Linked DNA regions of Mus musculus: region 1 is linked to region 2. Evidence: chromatin loops called from intact Hi-C (ENCODE). Cell type or tissue: left cerebral cortex. All regions are shown on one strand. Region 1 has its middle 12 kb from the start of Gm19276. Region 2 overlaps 4930556M19Rik (RIKEN cDNA 4930556M19 gene).

Region 1 (5,000 bases), 93 kb after region 2:
TGTTCTGAGCATCTATTTATATCCCACTGGTTATGTTTCTCTGGAAAAGCTTTACTGAAATAAGCTTTCTCAATGTGAAGCAATAGATGATTTATTCAAAGTAGATTCCTAGAAATGGGATTACTGGATTAAAGGAATTAACAAAGGCAGTTGATTCATTCAAATTTTATGTGACTTGAAGACTGTTATGTTTGAGTTATGACCAACCAGAAGTGACAGAATGGAAAATTGAAGAGATTTATATTGTATAAAAGCCACTCTGACACATTTCAAATTTATATATGAATGATTGTCTGAATCTTTCTAACCCCCCTTCCCCCATATCTTATTATTCTGTCCACTTACTCTCAAGCACTTGGCTACTAAGAGGTGATTGTATAAACTTGGATCTCACAGAATATACATACCACAAGCCACAGAAATCAAGTCTGGCTAATTTACACAGAAATAAATATAGTAAAATGTTTGTTTGATGGATTACTGAGCTTCCAAGTGCTCCAAAGGTCTGGACTGGAAGCCATGTGACTAGGCTAAGACACTCAAACTGTAGCAGAACTGGCCCCAAAAGGCCCCTCTGCTTCTGTTACTCTGTTGTTTCTGCCTTGGGGCATTTGCCATCAGTATTGTCCCCTGGTGTGCTAGGAAGTGTGCCAGCTGAGCCTCTAGCTCATGGGTCTCCATCCAGGCAGGTGCTTTGCAATTTTCCTCATTCAAGCTGCAAGGGAGTCCAGGAAAAGACAACTTTAGCAGTAAGATGAGTTTCTACTTCCTATGAAATGTACCAAAGGGAAAGTACATTGTGTTGAATAAGGATTTGGGTACCGATCTGCCAAAGATGAATGATGGATGTATGCTTACCAGAGATGTAAAAACCGAGGACTCAACCCTTGGACACCCAGGGCCTATTATGGAAGATTAGAGACTGATAGCTCTTCTGTGGATCACAGAGGAGGAACCACATGTGATTTGTCATCATATTCTAGTGCCTAGGACAGAGTGATGTGCATTAAGTTTTTTTTTTTTTTTGAATGAGTGGATGGATGAGCACTGAGTGTTCAGTCCTGCTGATGGAGAGTGCTGTGTCCATCATGACAAGTACTGCCACTCTGTGTTCTCTTCCATCACACGGGTCATCAGAAGGAATGGAAAGTGGAGTGCCAGGCTAAGGACACCTATTAGTTTGTGGCCTTCAACCTTCTTTCCCATCCACATTTTTAGGAAAACTCTTCAAGCTACATGGACTATCTTCATTATTCCTTGACAAGATAGAGAGTGGTAATTTTAGGCAGGTTCTCTTATATGAAAAGAAAATGTAACTTGCATATTAAAAGAAATAATAACAGACAGGACTGTAAATCTAGGGCACCCGAGTAGATACGAGGCACTTTTGACAAAGGCAGCTATTTAGTATATGAAAGCTAACACATTCTGGCTTTATTATCTCTTCCTCCTTCCTATCACCCTAGTATTCTATACTCTTTAAAACATTCTTTTAACGTTGCAGAATTCATTGTGTGGGCTTACAAATGGGAGAGAAAGATTTGGTATAAAGCTGCCTCTGACCAATTTTGACTTTTCAAGGTTGACTTTTATTGTTCACAAAGGAGAGTGCAGACACAGATGAGGTCATTTCTTGGCATGGAAGAAGATGAGGAAGGTCAGAAGTTGCCTTCCTCCATATTCCATCCCAGCTGTTGTCAAACCTATAAGAGCATGTGTGGAGAGAGATGGCTTGGGATGATAGCTGGCAAGTCACCTGGATGTCAAAGCTTGTGTTCCAGGACCCCATGGGCCATTCTTTTTTAAAGATTCCCTATCTCTAGCCTATTCTATGTTGGTTTTCTCCTCCCGAAATAGATCCTTGCTAGCTATTGACATCAGGAACACAAATTACAGTTCACTCACACATCTAAGTGCCATATGCTAGCTCACAGCAGTCTTGGGAGGAAAAAGAAGCAGAAAGTGAAAAACACGGGCTTCCTTGGCTCTCCATTCCACCCACGAACTCTCACTCAGCAGCACTGTTTAGGATTGAGAACAGCTTGTATCACACTGACAGGGCTCCAATTCCATATGGGGCCTGTTCTTACTGGGAGGTGCAGTCTCTCTCTGTTCCATGGAAGTGTTAACCCGTATTCCTTCCCCAGGTTTTCCAAGTGACCACTTGCTTGTTTTCAGTGATCCCAGACACAGCATTCATGCCCTCCTCCAATGCTGTAGTTTTTGAGTCCTGGCCAATGTCCCTGCTCCTGGGAGCTGACAGATGGGTCATGTCCCTTTGTGCTCGATGAAGATGTAGATGCTCAAGGCTCAGAGTTAAAAACCCAACAAGTCACAAAGTTGGATAAGGTCTTCTAGTGCTCTTCCAAGCCTAATTTTCTTGTATTCCCCAGAGGTTGGAGCACATCACCTCAGCCATAGAAAGCACGTAATAAGTATTAATAACCTCATGTGTTGACAGGGCTGAGTATATTTAAACCTAGGAAAACAATGGCAAGCTTTTACTGAATCTCAGCATGTGATAGGCCCCGGTCTAATTAGCACCTTAAATACATGATCTCAGGCAGTTCTCGTGACAGTGCTACAGGGAAGTTTCTATTAGCAGCCCTAATTTAGGGGTGGGGAAACTGAGGCACAAGGTAGATTAGACAACGTGTCTAAGGCAGAGTTGTGAAATGTATCGTGGGGGCTGCTGAGAAGCTCATGTTCTTCACAGTCATATTGGCAACAGACATTAATAACAAATGCATTGAGCCGCCATGGGGGAGGGGAGGGGGGGGCTAAGGATTCTGGGTAAAATGAACATCTATAGTTTTTACAGTAGGAACATAAAGGAAAAAAGTCCACATGAGGAAACAGAAACTCAGATATATTAAGGAATCTTCTCAAGATCTCACAGCTTATCATTGGCCAAGATTGAACCCAGCTGCATACTGTGTGCTGTTCCCCATATACTATTTGTAGGGCAAATCCATGTCCCTGAACCTAGCTGCAGAGGATGATATCCCCGATCCACATCAGGTTAGGAGAAGTCAGCATCCTGTCAGAGGTTCTGGAAGGTTTTGTGCTCTGAGGTTTAGGGCCACATTATCAGCTCTTGTGTGGAGTACTCTCCCGGCATGGTGTGTAGACTGCATTCACATTAGTTTTAATGGCTGGTATCACTTCTTCTACAGTTCAAGAAACTAAGAAAACAGTGTGGTTTGTTGGTAAAGACCAGTGGTCCCATGTCTTAAAGTCCTAGGGTACAGAGGGGTACCATCCTAAATATATGTCCTACTTGGGGACAACTATCTGCATCAAGTGGCATCGCCTGTACATCACTTTGAGCTAACAGCCTTTGAGAGTCAGCTGACTTGAGAAAAAATTCTACAGACAGATTGCACGTTTTCTTCGAGTATCTACTTTTTGAAGGAATTCTTGGTGTAACTAAGGCATCCACCCCTCTCTTCCAGGCCTCTGCTTTCCTTTCCCTCAGGCATCCACGTCCTCTTCCTGCAGGAAGAACAGGACCTTAGTTTTTACATGGAGGTGGCACCAGCTCCAGAGTGCACAACAGACTGCATGAAGCAAGCTTTGCTCTTCAAGGCTTCCCCCAGGGCCTCCTTTAATTCTCTCCCACAGCATTCTCACTAGCTAGCCTATAGATGGCACGGAAGCCTGAGTTCTAATCCCTCCTCTGGCTTGCGCATTACTGGTGCTCACTGTTGATGTTTACTGCACTGACTGCACGTTCCCTATGACTTGTCTTTTGCAGGTAGCATTAAGAGAGCCCCAGCCAGAAAACAAAGAAATGCCAGAGACTGAATTGACCGGAATGTCCCAGAATTGATAGGTTCTCCGGGAAGCATAGCGGTCATGGTAATTGTCTTGCCCCGTCTCAACATTCCTTATACTAACACTCCTTGATATTGACAGGATGTGATTTACCTGGGCCAAGCAGAGCCTTTTCTGGAGATTTTGCTGGCTAGTATGGATACATAAAGGCTTATTTTTGTCTCTTGGTACCCAGCGTTGTTAGCAATGGTCTGGAGCTGTGTTCTTTGTCCTGTGAGTAGAAAAAAATATATATATTGCTGACAGCAGAAAAAGTGATAGCGTAGGGTTGAGGTTGGGGTCCAGGCTCCAGGCTTTCTTAGTCACTCCTTGCCTTTGTTGGCATGTGAAACAGTATGTTGCTTCTTTTTGCTCTGAGTTCCTTGGGATTATATTTGCCACTTACAGATGTCTGGAAACCATCTAAGAGAATTTAATTATTTAATCGCTGGCATTTTTCTGTGGTTATGGATCCTGTGGCTTGTTCCATCATTCACCCAGTCACACTGAGGACAGCTCCAAAGCTTTACAAAGGGGCATTTCATAGTCACTATAGTGCCCCCACTGATTTGCCAATCACCAGCCTTATTTGTATGCTTAAATTGTGTAGTAGTCAGTTTTTCATTACTGTCAGCAAATACTTGTGTCAGACTATGCTACAAAATGTTTGTTTAGTTCACATTTTAGGTGCCTGCATGTTCAAATAGTGTGGTGTAAACCCTAGTGGCAGTCCCTTAGTTGAATTGCATCATAGCATAGACACATGTATATCTCTGTCTGGTCTCTATCCTTACAAAGCCTCTATTATTCAACTATGGGGGCTCCATTGTTGGGGTTTGGTCTGGTGTTGCTATGTATTCAGATGCTAAATACTGGCCCCCACGACCCAGTTGCAGTCCAGATGAGTACTTTCTCATGTATGCCAAATAATGCTGTATAAACTTTGCTCCGACTGGTCAAATAAAAGTGGCTGACAGCCAACTACCAGGGAAACTAGAGCTAGGTGGAGCTTCCGTTCCTGGGCTGGAGGTGGAAGGTAAGGACCACAAGACTGGGAGGGAGGAAGGGAGGGAGGGAGGGAGGGAGGGAGGGAGGGAGGGAGGGAGGGAGGGAGGGAGAGAGAGAGAGAGAGAGAGAGGAACCAGAACCAGGATATGGCCTAATGGACTGGATTCAGCACAGAC
Region 2 (5,000 bases):
GATTACAGTTTGTACCAACGCTCTTGGTGTATGTGGTGTTAGGCATTAGACCAGGGCTTCATTTACACTAGCCAAACACTCTGCTGACAGAGCTATGTCCGAAGCCACAGAAGTAAGTTTTCTGAGTTAAGGATCTGAACAAATTGAGAGATGCTTGTCCAGGCATCTCCCAGAGTGGTTGTTTCAACTTTCATCCCCATCAACTGGGTTTCTGGGGTTCGGTTGCATTCTTAGAGTCATATTCAGACTGAGCTTGTAGGTGGGTGAGAAGTCGCAATTCATTCCTACCTAAAGGTAGCATTGAGCTGAAAGGTCACTAGGATGCAGCTATAAATGAAGTTTCTCTCTCCTGATTTGGAGTCTAGGCAACCACTGTGAGGGTCAAAATTACCCTAAAGAGATCACCACCAAGAGGTTGTTCAAACATTTTATTTGCCTGTAATTGCATCTCCTGGTTACATAGAACAGCAAGTCCACATGGTGCTGAATCAGGATTTATAAAAATTATGCTAAAACCACATCCTGCAATTTGAAAAGGCAAAGCAAGACCTCTTTATTCAATGAGTTATAATTATTGGCTTGTATGTGTTCTCTACCGAGTCAGCTTGCAAGTCCCTTGAGACTTTGCATTCTTGTCACATAGACAAGCAGAGGCAGAGTTCCATGTGTGACTTCAAGAGAGAGCGCTTAACCTTCAACTTCATCAATATAGAAAAATCTCAGCTCAAATCTCTTCCATCTTCAAACCCTGAGCCTCAGAATCCTCAAGTCTGTGTGCTGTCAGACCTCTCTTGGGGGAATCCATTTGTAATCCTCCATAGAGCAGGCGGGTGGGCATCTGTGCTTTGGCACAAAGATCATAACCTCCAGAAGTACAGCTGGAATTTAGAGTCCCTGTCCACCAAAGGAGCTTACACATTTGTGTTTGCAGTCAGCAAAGAAGTGTATTGGTTGATGGGAGTATTATACATTCAGAGCAATATCAAAAGCCTGATGAATTGTTGCAGATCACAGACAGGCTTCCTTGTAAGTGGATGTGAGACCTACTGGCATCCTTTGCTGATAGATTTCCCCTGGGGGTTGTAGGTGATGTTCCAGGAACACATTCTATTGTTAAGGAGAGCCATTGTTTACTGGTGGGCAGGCAGTCCTGTTTCATGAATAGTGTTTGGGTCTGTGGTTTGTTTATTTTCCTACAAAAAAATGCAATGGATTATACAATCTCTTCAGTGGGCAGTCTTAGAATTCCCATGGTACAATAGCTCATTCTTCTAAAACTGCCTTAAAGATGGATGGGCCATCTATCACGCATAATAGCACACGCCATCCTTGTGTTCCTGCCCCTCCCCTCCTTTCCCTTTCTCCTCCACAGACCCCTGTTTTCTTTTTCAGCGCCTCATCTATAATCTTTGCTGTACCAGCTTGCTCACATTTTTTGATTATTGTTTCTTTTGTAACAATTCCAACACATTTCCTTCCCCATTTGTGATTTTTTAATTTTTGGTTAGCCTTTCCTTTCCTTTATTTTATTTTATTTTATTTTTTTCTATCCAAGTTGTATTTACTTTCATTTTCTTCCCAATAGCAGATTTCTCTCCATGCCTGTCACATTTAATTGAGGTTGGATGCATGATCAAGGTGGGGAAAAAAAGGCCTTTTCTTCTCATTATTAAAAAGGGAACTACTTTCAATCTGGTCTAATAGCTTAGCCCAGAACACTGCCTATCTTGCTGGGATCCCCAGCCTTTTCTTTTAAAAGCAGCTTTTAACGAGCAGCTTTATGTTCTGTCTGGAGTCCATGCAGGACACGGAGGCTTTGGGACAGAGCATCTTTATCACTGGCCTCGCCTCCCTCCCCCACTGTTTCTGTTGCTTACAGATGTTGTGTGCTGAAATCCATGCTCTTGTTCAAGGGGAAACGGATAGGCCAAAGCTTGCTAATCAAAGCCCCAAAGATATTACATATTATCCAACACTGACGCCAAGAGCCTCTCTTACACGTGGGCTACAAAGAATTTGAGAAAACCATCTAGTACAGTGAGTGGTTATCTGATGTGGCTTGCTCAGGACCAGTTTACTCTGCTCATATGTCTTTAGCACGGTGCGCTTTATTCGGTTGGCTCCTGCGTGTGCATGGGTGTCAGGCAGTATGTGTTGCTGGAGACTTTGCTGGAGCCCACTCCTGGGTGAGTGTGGGAGGGGAAAATATAAATTCTAAAATGTGGAGTATCTCATGCTCTCAATGAGTCATTTCCTCATTTCTCATTAATTTGGCTTAGATCCAACCCTAGGGGAAAAAAAACCCCACTATTTTAATGCATTTGTTCGCATCTGAGAAGTCTCACTTAAGACTTAATAAATACGACCTGCCAATTTAAAGAAGAGAAAAAAATATCTTGCCACAATCTGTTAAATTAGGCTAAGGGTGTGTTTCTAATTTTGAAACCATCTTTGCTTTCTAAAGCATTTGTATATAACTTAGAAATATTCGGAGGTGTATACTGCTGCTTAGATATAAAATGGGATATGCTATTATTGTTCCATCTACTGTGGCTTCTTTACATGTATATTTTTTCACAGCAGTTGATATTTTGTGACAGGATGGCTTGAAGCTCAGCAACCTGCAAATGCTATGTGATAACACGGGACTCACCTCTCCACTCCACTGTAAAAGTTGAAAAGGCTGTAAATCAAGTGTGTGACTGACTCAGGATTGCCCAGTACAGCCCTTTTGAAATTATCCAGTGATGTAGAAATTAGAAGTAGAATGCCCCATGAAATCATCAGACTGAGCTATTCTAGGCTCAGATAAAAAAGTCTTTTCGGGGTATGTTTTTCCAACAGGTTTTGTAATTATCAGGCATAGACTGGGTATGGTTGATAATTTATCAAATTTCTTTTTTACCAAGATGTAAAACCGCAGACCATGTCACCAAGAAGCCCAGGCCTGTCTTGAGATGAAATAGCATTCGGTGTGGAGGCTAGTTCATAAATCAGAAAGGTTAAGGATGACATTGTGTGTGTCACTTTATCTCTCTCTTGTGAGGTAGCAAGAGTTCAGAGAGAGAGACAGTCTAGACATGACAGCAGGAAAGATGTCACTCATTTGATTGATATTGTTGTCTACCTGCCAATGTCTTGAAAGATTAGAAGGAGGCAGGGAAGAGCCCCAGGCTAGGTGGGTTGGACAAAGTAGGCAGGTACACTGCATTAAGTAAACATACGTCCAGAAATAAAGTCCGATTGTGACCTTTCAATCCAAGCAAAGCTGACCATTAAAACTCAGCGTTTGTGTCACTGATCCCTGATTCCTTGACATTCTGTTACCTCTGTCGATATCATTTCATCCACACGAAATAGCAGATCTTTCTTTTAAAACTCAGTTTTGCTCTCCTCATCTTCGGAAACTGATCACAGAGATAAAGTCCAGAACTCACCCACCACCTGCTATATGCTTCTATTCTTTTCTTTATTCAAGGCACTGCCGTGTACAAGCTGAGTTAACTTCTCTGTGTCCTTCAGCTGATGAACCGAAGCTCCTCGATGAAGCTTGCCTTGGTTTATATTTGTTTTTTACTGTGCCTAACACAGAACCGAGAATGTTATAAGATCATTGCAATTGTAGAAAGTGAATGGATGAATGAGTGAATGAATGAGCGAATGAATGAACGAGTGAATAAATGAATGAGCTAATGAGTGAGTGAATGAATGAGTGAATGAGTGAATGAACGAATGAGTAAATGAATGAGTGAGTGAGTGAGTGAATGAATGAGTTAGTGAGTGAATGAATGAACAAGAGAACAAATGGAGGCACATTTTTAGCATAATGAATCAGAAATAGTACCTCCAGAGATGCTGCTTCGTGTATATGGTAATGCAGAGTAGATTAAATGTTGTCTAAGAAAGTGCCATAAATCAAATAGTTTTCTTGGCTTTTAAGTGACCGTGAAGAAAGAACATTAGAAGTCATCTATTCAAAATCCCACATCAAGTGAGAAACTCTTTCTAGGGCTTTATTGACAAACGAGGGGCTGGCTTGCATCTGAATCTCCAAGAGCCAGAGGAAGCATCTACTCCACAGGGAGTCTCTTGTATCCCTCCCAGTACTGACATAAATATACTTGACCTTTATCAAGTGTCTGGGATTCACTCTGTACTCCAAAGTCTGTGTATTTATACTTTTTCACCCCCCTGTTGTATAACCTCTCATTCCAGACAGGGCACCAAAGACAGACCACAGGAATGATTCCACCCACACTTAGCTTAGCGAGCCAACGGGCTTACTAGAGTTATTTATAGGAGTAAGGGGCTACTGACAGAGGTATGATTGACTCAAAGGCAGCCGGGTCACTGGAAAGCCCACCTCAGCATGTGTGAGGAATCATGAAGAAAATATCCTTGGAGCTTCCTACCTAACTTTTAGGCAGCTCAGAGTGCCAGTCTCCTCTCTCTACAGTTGGTACCAGTTACATCTCTTTGGGGAGGGGCCATTTGAATCGTGTCAGCCTCATGAGTTTCCTGAGCCTTTTAGTTCCACTTACTTCAGCCCCTTCTAAACCTCCCTCTTTCCTCCAGGAGAGAATGGTTCCACTCAGAGGAAATAGCTACACAATTCTTACAAAGCTCTGTGAGATTGGGTGTTCCTATTATTATTTTGCAAATGAAGAAACAGGGGTGTAGAACAAATGATTTGACAAATGCTAGAGCCAGTTCTCCAAGCCAGGTATGTCTTGTTCAAGCTATATGCTAGCCACCAAAGCTCCACTGTATCATTTGGATTTCTAAGCCCTAGTCTCCTTACTGTGAAGTGAGGGGGTGTGATGGATTGTAGGACTTCAAAAGTCTTCCTGCTCTGGGAGAATCTAAATTCAGCAGTGTAGGCTGGTGTTCGGGGTAAGTTTTTCTCCCTTGCCAGTTGAGATGCTCTAAGCAGGAGTTCTGCCTTTAAATCTGTGTGAGAGAAAACTGGCTCAGCATTAGAGACCTGGAATAACAGATGC

The links. Hi-C counts contacts between places; a loop is a spot of excess contacts. Peaks named below come from ENCODE experiments on the same cell type or tissue, not always from the same donor. Only the 100,000 strongest peaks of a DNase experiment are listed, where the experiment ranks them.
Region 1: it touches region 2 in a loop (5-fold over the local background); 4 of 42 quality-filtered maps call a loop at or near these places.

Annotation. Positions count from the first base shown.
Region 1 is chr15:10,838,732-10,843,731 of GRCm38, forward strand. No RefSeq gene overlaps it. Among named protein-coding and RNA genes, the nearest start is that of Gm19276, 12 kb to the left of the region's middle. In left cerebral cortex, no CTCF peak of the experiment used is centred here; a DNase peak (open chromatin) is centred at 2,005; H3K27ac peaks cover 1,820 bases.
Region 2 is chr15:10,745,661-10,750,660 of GRCm38, forward strand. All of the region lies in intron 2 of 4930556M19Rik (RIKEN cDNA 4930556M19 gene), which reads left to right. Among named protein-coding and RNA genes, the nearest start is that of 4930556M19Rik, 33 kb to the left of the region's middle. In left cerebral cortex, no CTCF peak of the experiment used is centred here; DNase peaks (open chromatin) are centred at 2,156, 2,603, 4,269 and 4,883.